Regions from separate parts of the Mus musculus genome. Here region 1 is linked to region 2. Evidence: chromatin loops called from intact Hi-C (ENCODE). Cell type or tissue: heart. All regions are shown on one strand. Links, peaks and the distances in the headings refer to the core of each region. The heading gives the core; the rest is flanking DNA. Region 1 has its middle 3.6 kb from the start of Gm33905. Region 2 holds the start of Il6st (interleukin 6 signal transducer).

Region 1 (4,391 bases), core at 246-4,245, 55 kb before region 2:
CTCAGCAGCTGACTGCGATTGTCTCAAGCTCTAGCAGAGGCACGGTGTGGCCAACTCCCAATTGTCTGACATTTGGAATTCTGGGAAATTTTCAGAGGATATATAAATGCTAGAGCTCTGATAGGCGGGGGTCGGTCGGTGATAATTGATCACTTGGGGGGGGGAGGTTGGTCCAGTTTTGATAGTAGCTGTGCTCAAAGAAGAAACTGTAATTAGACAAACAAAAGGAAAGAAATTAGATTCAGGGGTATCTATCTATCTATCTATCTACCCTCCCTCTATCCTTGTTTCTCTCTTATCTAGTGTTAGGGGGTGAAACTAGGGGCTATCAAGGATGGGAAAAAGAAGAAGCCACAAAGTATTGAAGACAAGCTCCGTGTCCCCATCCCTGCTTCCCCAGCACGGGATTACAGGCACATACTGAGACCACTGACACCCATGCTCTTACATAAGGCTGTGGAGATATCACTAAGGGCTTCTTGCTTACAGGCATTTCATCAAATGTGCTGTCTCTCTGGCTCAGAGCACAGTATTATAAGGATGGGAGGAAACCGTGGGTTGTTTAAAGCAGGAGCAAGTGAAGCAGGAGAGAGATGGAATCTCCAACCCAGCTGTCTATAAGGCTGCAAGAGAAACCCAATGCCTTGAAACTAGTTGACAGTGAGAAGAAATCACTTCAGCAGTGATGGGAAGGAGGGAGGAAATGATGATTGCTTCCACAGGTAAGATTGTGGCGAGAATGGGAGGAAGTTCCTGTCTAGTGGTTTTATTTTCTCATCAAGTAGATAAAAATTTCCCACCTAGAAAAACTGTTTTCTTTCCTTCAGTATATGTGCCAACTTTATGATTATGAATTTTCTCTGATTGTGGTTTCTCCTATGAGTAAACCCAGAACTTACCATTAAATAATTACTTGTTTTCCTTTAACAAGGGGATCTTAACTCCTAGTCCCCAGAATTGCTCAAACCAAGATTTGGTGGGCATCAGAGTACAGATGAATTCGACCCTAGGTGGAATGCTATAGGCCTTTATCCACTGGCTTTATATAGGGAAGAAACATCCAGCCTTACAAGAGACTCTAAAGATGGCAGGTACCCCTATGTGCACGAATGACCTAGAACCCTCCATCAGGAGCACCCTCAAATGTAAGTAATTATCACAAAACAAGACCTAGCCATTCTCAGCAGGCAGCCATTTTCCATCCCAGCCACCAACAACATGGCAGCCAACTTATTTGCCAGAGTGTCCAAGACTCCACTCAGATCTGGAGAAGGAAGCAGGGAAGCTTCTCCTCTCAGGTCTCTGTCTTCACTCTGGGGATCCCATGTTGATGCATCGCAAAGGCAGATCCTGATTGGTCAGCAGCAGCCCTCTCCACCTCCCAATAAACACACCCACACCCACACCCACACACCCTTCCTGGGCTATTTCAAAATAAGAAAGGCTCATATCCATCCTTTAGCAAACTTCTGAAGAAAATTATCTGGTAAACTTCCACGTTGACTATTTCAAAACTAAGTAACATTCTGACTTTGTCAGTGAAATGAAAATTGGAAAGGAAAGAGGTGGGAAGCACCCGCCACTGTGGCAGAAAGGATAAACAGGACACAGAGTGAAGAGGAGCCATCAGAATGTGGAAGGGTTGTGCTGACCCAATCAACTGAGATGTAAAGGCATACAGTTGTTCCCCCCCCCCCTGCTCTTCATTGTCTAGCAAGCATTTTACCGTATTCCAGAAGGATAAAAAATGATTCTCTCCGCTGCTAGAAATGCAGCTACCAGGGAGACTTTTCTTGTAGAGAGAAAATAGCAAGGACAAACGGCGAGCCAAAACCAACAGTTAGCTATTCGTTTCCAGCTGGAAAAACGTATCATTTTTTTCAGCCACACCCCATGCTGTTGTGATCCCAGCTCTTTTTACGCCTAGAGTTTTTACATTTTCTGGCCTGACCTTAGCCCAGCATCTCTGATCCAAGTGCGGCTGTTTAGAACCCCACCACCACCACCACCACCACCACCCCCACCACCAAATCCTTCCATTTTCCTTGTCCAGCCTACCATGCTGCTTACCACGTCTAGGGAATAAAAAGTGGATGGTGCTCTTCTTCCTGGCCAATTGGCTTGGGCATCTCAGTCAATACAATTCCCTACTGACTTGGGGCAGACTGTGGCCCAAAGCACTCATTTCTCACTAAAAGCAATGGAAAATTCTTTGACATGGCCCCAACCATCACCACTCACTCTGGCAGAAGCAACCATCATTGTGATTTGTCTGCCTGGAGACAGGCAGGGTCAGAGTGAGCAGGATGTCACTTGGAAAGCAGGTTGTTTTTCTGCAGTGAATTTAGGTTTATTGAGTTTGTAAAAGCTTCATTTTGGAAACAACAAAGGCTATTGTTCATAATTAAGCGTCACAACCCTACATCCCGAGGCTTCCCAACCCTAAACAAGCATGTGTTAAGGACACTGGAACTTTAGGACTGAGGCCATCGGCTATAAAGGACACTATGTAGGTCCTGTTACGTTGGGAGGCTCACTGTACAAGAAGAAAAAGAGGAACCAGCAAGAAGACTGTGGGAGACAGGGTAGGTAAGCTATAGTCTTTGAATTTGAATTTGCATTCAATGGGAAGGAAGGGAGGAAAATGAAGGGGAGGGTTCCTGAAAGTATAGGGCTGCCCACTGTGATTCTCTCGAAGTCAGCTCCAGCTTAGAGATGTAAGGACATTAAGCAGAAACACATTTGGCCTGATTTCTTCAGTAAACCTGTCTCATGGGAAAAGAAGGAAGAGAAGATAGGGGTGTAACAGCTAAACGCAGTGTGTGGTCCACATGTTGGATTTGGTTTGAATAAGCCAGTTACAAAAGACCTCCTGAGACGAATCGGTGGTATTTGGGAATTATTATTTATTTTAATGTGATCATGATTATTATAAGTTTGTGAGAAAATGTTTTTATTTTTAGAGATGCATATGTGCACATTTAGGGTTGAAATAGTATTGCTTCTGGAGTTTACTTTGAAATATCTGGGTAAAAAAGAATAAAATAAATATTGTAATTACTTAGCAATGATAGATCATTTAGATAATTGGGATATATGGGTGTTAATCATACTCTATGCTTTCTGTCTATCGAAAAATATATAATGGGACAAGTTTAAACAAATAAAAGAGGCAAAAAGTCAAGAAGAGTCTAAAAACATCTGCAGGTCGGTTATTCCCTCAAGGTCTCTTGAACAACTAAAGGTTGGGTGCAGAAGGAAGAGCCCACAGGCAACAGAATCCAGCTGGTTCTCCAGGATGCAGCAGTGTCCAAGCAGACAAGTATTCAGACCAACAGAGCAATGGGATAGGCCCCAGGGAAGCAGGAAGAAAGGGGGAGGGGGAGGGAAGGGAGGGGGAAGGAAGGGGAAGGGAAGGAAATGAAGGAGGAGGAAGAGGGGAGAAAGGGGGAGGAAGAAGGGGAGAGGGAGGGGAGGAAGGGAAAGGTGAGGAAGAGGGGGGGAGTAAGGGAGAGGTGGGGAAGGGGGAGGAGATGGAGATTGATGGTAGAGCAGGGAGGGCTTTGAGGGGGAAACAGACCCGAGCCAAGGCTTGACCAGTGGGAAGTCCTGTTAGGTAGAAAAGTCCCTCTCTTCCAGCCAGGGAGCACTCTCAGACCCTATGCAGGGGCTGAGGTGACAGGTGGGAAAGGAGCAGGAGCACCCTCAGAGACAGGCCAGAGCTTTGAAAAGCCCATTTGCAGGGACTTTAGTCAATATACCCTTAAGAACCCTGTATCAGGACACATGCCTTTAATCCCAGCACTCCAGAGGCAGAGGCAAGCAGATCTTTGTGAGTTCAAGGCCAGCCTGGTCAATAGAGCAAATTCTAAGACAACCAGGGTTATACAGAGAAACCCTGACTCAACCCTCGATGCCACCCCAAATGACCTTGAAGTGACATGAAATATGAGAATGGAAGAGGACACTTGATACAACCCATTTCTCAGTGTGGTGGTTTGAATAAGAATGGTCCCATAGGCTCATGTATTTGAAAGCTTAGTCACAGAAGTGTAAATGTTTGGAAGGGTTACAAGGATTAGGGGGTGTAGCCTTATTTGACTATAGGTGTTTTCCTTGTTTGAGGTTTCAAAAGCTCCCCCAACCCCTCCCTCTCCCTCCCCCAACCCCCTCCCTCTCCCTCCCCCAACCCCCTCCCTCTCCCCTCCCCCTTCCCCTCTCCCTTTCCCCCTCCCTCTTTCCCCTTTCTCCTTCCCTCTCCCTCTTCCCCTCCCTCTCTCCCCCTCTCCCTCCCACTATCCCTCTCCCTCTGCCCCCTTCTCCCTCTCCCCCTCCCTCTGCCTTCCCCTCTCCCTCTCCCTCTCCCTCACTCTCTCCCCTCCTGCCTCCCC
Region 2 (4,391 bases), core at 143-4,142:
TTAGGTAGACCAAAGCAGGTAAAGTTTGTCTTCCACATTTGTCACCTTCATCCTAGAGCATGTGTCATTAGTTTTGCTCACCTGTCCTACTCACAGAAGGAAGGTGGGGCATATGACACTCCTCTACCCAGTCTTCTCCCTATACGCTCTTCCACCAACTGGTACTTATTATCAACCATATTTAGAACCAACAAGATGTTACAACGGGAAACAAAACAAAACAAAACAAAAACCCATACATTGCAATGTTCAATGGGGATTTCTAGTGATTAACTCTTAACTAGAAAGGGGTTATTTCCGGACCAATATTCTATAGAGGGGTCTGGAAAATCAAGCAACTTCCACAGAGTGGGTGCGTCCTTCTTAGTGTCTTGCAGTTCTGAAAATTCTTCATCAAGCATTGATTTATCTTTTCTGTTTAGGATTGTTTGTCAAAGTTGTTGGTTTTCTTTTTCTTTTCATGTTTGTGTGTGCCTTTGTGAGTTTATGTGCACCATGTATGTGCAGGGGTCCCTGGAGATCAGAAGAGGATTGTTGGATTCCCTGGAACTGAACTTACATTGGCTGTGAGCCACCTGAGATGGGTGGTGGGAATTGAACCTGGGTCCTCCGCAAGAGCATCAGGCGTTTTAACTGCTGAGCCATCTCTCCAGTCCCTTTGCTCAGGATTTTAATCACTCTCACAAAGTGTGAGTTGCTGTGTGGCAAGGCTTGAGCTGAGCCAATACAGACAAAGTGATAAGTCATGTATGCGAGAGAGGCAGTATAGGCCTTCGGATTCCCCACCCATGGTCCAAGGCAGGTGAATCCATTATAAAACATTCACCTCCTTCTATCCACAACCACCTCAGATAAACAAACTTTTAAATAAATGCTGTAATGCAGAAAGGTCTACTGAGGTGCGATGGCAGAGGAGTCATTCGAGGACACCTGATATTTACTGAACAGTGCGTCAAACCCTCTCGCTGTTTTAAATAAGTTCATTCTTGCAACTTAGCAGGTCAGAACCGTCCTCCTCATTTTGCAGATGAAGAAACTCAAGACTTTTCCAAGGTCACAGCAATGGGAAGTAACAACCGTAGGATTTGCATTTAAATAGTCGTTCAGCAGACCTACTAAGCACCTTTGTAAGGTCTTCAATTGAACAAAGGCCCTTACAAGTCTTTTCCCTCCATTCGATCTTGTCACACCCTGAGCAAGAGACAAACACATCTTTAGCTTCAGCACATCAACCACTAGTGTGTTTGAGACTCTTTTAGCCAGGCCCTTGGCAGTGTTTTTTCAAACTAGCTGACCAACAGCTAAGGGGTCATAATTCAGAGCTGGGGGTATAGAGATGCAACAGAGGCAAGAAAAGGGGGAGGGAGGGGCAGAGAGCAAGACTGCAGTTTGATCCATTTGATCTCATCTGAATTGTCAATATAACAAAGAACTTTACAATGACTAATTAATGGGTATTTGTTTGCTCTGCAAATCATTATGTTAGCCTTTCTTCCAAAAGTCTCTAGCCTTCTCTCTTTTTTTTTTTTTTTGAGTCATTTCTTCACTTTTAAAAGTTTTTTATTGGGAATTGTATACAGTATATTTTTACCAGATTTTTTTTTTTTTTTTGCTGTTCCCTCAACTTCTCCCACACACCCCTCCATCCGTCCAGCTTCCTGTCATTTGTCTCCTTTAGAGCAAAACAAAAGGTAGATGTTGGGAATGAGAAAATCAATTTCCATCAGTGGAGTTACACTGATTATATATTATATCAATTGCACTCCAAGGGCGGGCTCCGTGCTCAGTAAAAGATAACCAATGCAAATTGGAGTGTTTCTTTACAGTTACACATCCCTTATCTTTTAAGTTTCTCAACTTGCTTGTATACACACTACACACATACACACATCACACACGTGCACTCACGCACATTGCAGCCTTAAGGTCGTTTTCCAATCAAGGGAAGGGTGGTGGATTACAATGAAATAGGTTTTTCCTTGGTATTTCTAATCACACATCAGGCGACTCAAACCGCAAAAAGATAACAGTTTCTTGGCAGGTCACCAGTTCACGGATCAATCAATGACACCCAAACTCATTTACTAACAACAACAAAAATTGCACAGTAGCAAGGTTCGTTTACTTAAGCCTGGGTCCGAAGCGGTCACTATGGGCGAGTACAGTCAGGGCCACTAAGTCCTGCCCTGTCCCCAGGGAGTTCCCTTGCCTCCAGAGTCCCAAGGGCCTCCTAGCAGTCGCCGGAGGCTCGCAGGCCCTCTGGGGAAGACAGCCCAGGGAGACAGCCGAGGTCCGGGGAGAGGGGTCGCGGGAGGCACCTGGGTTGCTGTCCGCGACCCATTACCCTAGAGAAAATGGAACTTTCCGTTCCGGCCACCCACCCAAGTGCGGCGGGGAAGCCTTCGATCTAGTCTAGGAAAGGCGACCAGGCTCAGCCTCCGGAATCCCGGACGCCGGGAGCCGCGTTACGGGAATCGCAGAGGCCTGCAGTCCCGCCCCTTCGTCTCCGGCGACCCGGAGCCAATGGCCGCGCGCTCCGAGACTGACCAGAGCCAATGAGCTCGCGGTCTCTGGCTCCGGGGGGCGGGGCCGTGGGGGGCGGAGCTAGGAGAGCCCGGGTCAGCGGCGGACGGAGGGTGGCGTGTGCGGTCGGGAGGCCAGAGCTTCGAGCCATCCGGGCTGCGGCTCCGCTGAGGGACCGGTGGTGTGGGCCGGGATCCGCGGGGCTGAGGGACGCTCAGGAGCGGCGAGGCTCGCGTCCGGAAGGTGAGAAGAACAGGGCCCCGGCGCGGGAGGGTGCGGGTTGCCTGGAGCGGCCGCCACCTGGCACCCGAGGCCCAGCGGGGCCGGGCTGGACCGGCGCCGAGCGCACGCCCGGAGCTGGTCGGGCTGGCCTGGGAATCCCCGCATTCCTTCCCTCCCCGCTCCGGGCTCCGACTTCCCTGATGTTGTCACCCGCCTTCTCCAGCCGCGTTCCTGACGCACAGTTCCGAAGCCCCCGCCCCAAAGTCCTCTCGGGATCGCGCGTCCTGGGTGACCGCGTCCTGCGTTCTTCCAGTTCCCGTGCCGTGCTCCCTGATCCTACTCTGGACATGGCCCTAGAAAGTGTGGTCTTCTGTGTCCCGTGAAATGCTACCGTTCCCTGCTCTTGATGTTTCTTAATCCAGAGCGAACTTTTCACCCAGACATCTTAACATTTAGGCGTTAATGAAAGTCCAGTGTTTATAAATATTAACTTTCCCTTCGGTCCGTACCCTTCCTAATAAATCCCGCGTGCCTTTACATCCCGAGAGCAAGCCCATCATCGGTCTTTAGATTTTCACCTCCTCCCCTAAGCGTAAACGTGTCCCCTTCTCCAGCTGGCAGGGGGCTCTCTTTTGGATGAACAACCAAAATTCAGAAACTCAAAGCAAACATAATATAAAGGGCTTGGTCCACTTCTGTTCTTGTCATTTTTCCATTAAGAAGAAACTCGTTTTGGCTTAATTTGTATAGTTATTGGACATTACAGCAGCTGTACTGCTTAAAAGTAGTCAGTGAGTGCTGGAATGTCAGCGCGAATCTTCTGAAAAATCTTTGGTCTGGTCAGTGTTGTAAACAAACTCTTTTAGACCGTGTGTGACTGACTGACTGCCAGCTTCCAGTTGGAACGACTCTTAATTTGAAATTACTGACACATTATCAGGGGATGATCGTCATCGTCTTAATTTTCCAAGTTTGTGTTTATATTTATCATTGGGAATTATTTTTGAGCTCTGATCTGGAATGCTACATTTGTAGGACTAATCTGCTAGTCGGTTAAATTCTGTTTTCCACAGGTTTCTGGGGGTGGGGTGTGTGTGTGTTCATTTGCTTCTACTCACAAGAGAAAGAGAGAGAAAAAATTACAGTGGGGGAAAGGTCAGCTAAGGATAAACTTTATAGTAGAAATTTGTATTGTTGGCATTAGTGATTTAGAATATTACAAATACTGTTACCCGCTCATTTAAAGCAACATTCTTATGTAACTGGGCATTTTGTTCTGTTTTATTTATGACTTTGTGTTTTCATTTTGAAATAGTTTTTCCTAAGAGAATGTGGCATTTCAGTTCAGTGCTAGAATGAATACTGATTATTATATACCTATGAAGTGGGTGTTACAATATCTACCTTCTAGAAAAGGGAACAGGCTCAAAAAACATGGCTCCAAAGCCTGTGCCTACAAACTGTTGTGTTGATGGATCTCTTATCGCATTCCTACAGTTTGGTCTGGGGAGTTGAGTGTTGTCCACAACCCTGCAGTGGGAGCAGGAAGGGGTTTTCCCTGGAAGTGATCTCAGGTGTCATTTTGCCACACATTTGCTTCACCTGGCCCTGGTACATTTGCAACTTGTCTGCTAAGGAAGCAGGAA

Evidence for each region. Peaks named below come from ENCODE experiments on the same cell type or tissue, not always from the same donor. Only the 100,000 strongest peaks of a DNase experiment are listed, where the experiment ranks them.
Region 1: it touches region 2 in a loop (2.7-fold over the local background); 4 of 42 quality-filtered maps call a loop at or near these places.

What each region holds. Positions count from the first base shown.
Region 1 is chr13:112,406,132-112,410,522 of GRCm38, forward strand. No RefSeq gene overlaps it. Among named protein-coding and RNA genes, the nearest start is that of Gm33905, 3.6 kb to the right of the region's middle. In heart, for the core only: no CTCF peak of the experiment used is centred there; DNase peaks (open chromatin) are centred at 1,250, 1,850 and 2,160.
Region 2 is chr13:112,461,485-112,465,875 of GRCm38, forward strand. Il6st (interleukin 6 signal transducer) reads left to right here and starts at 2,586. Exons shown (of 17, transcript NM_010560.3): 1 at 2,586-2,766. In heart, for the core only: CTCF peaks have their summits at 2,607 and 2,806; a DNase peak (open chromatin) is centred at 2,557; H3K4me3 peaks cover 2,490 bases; H3K27ac peaks cover 2,106 bases.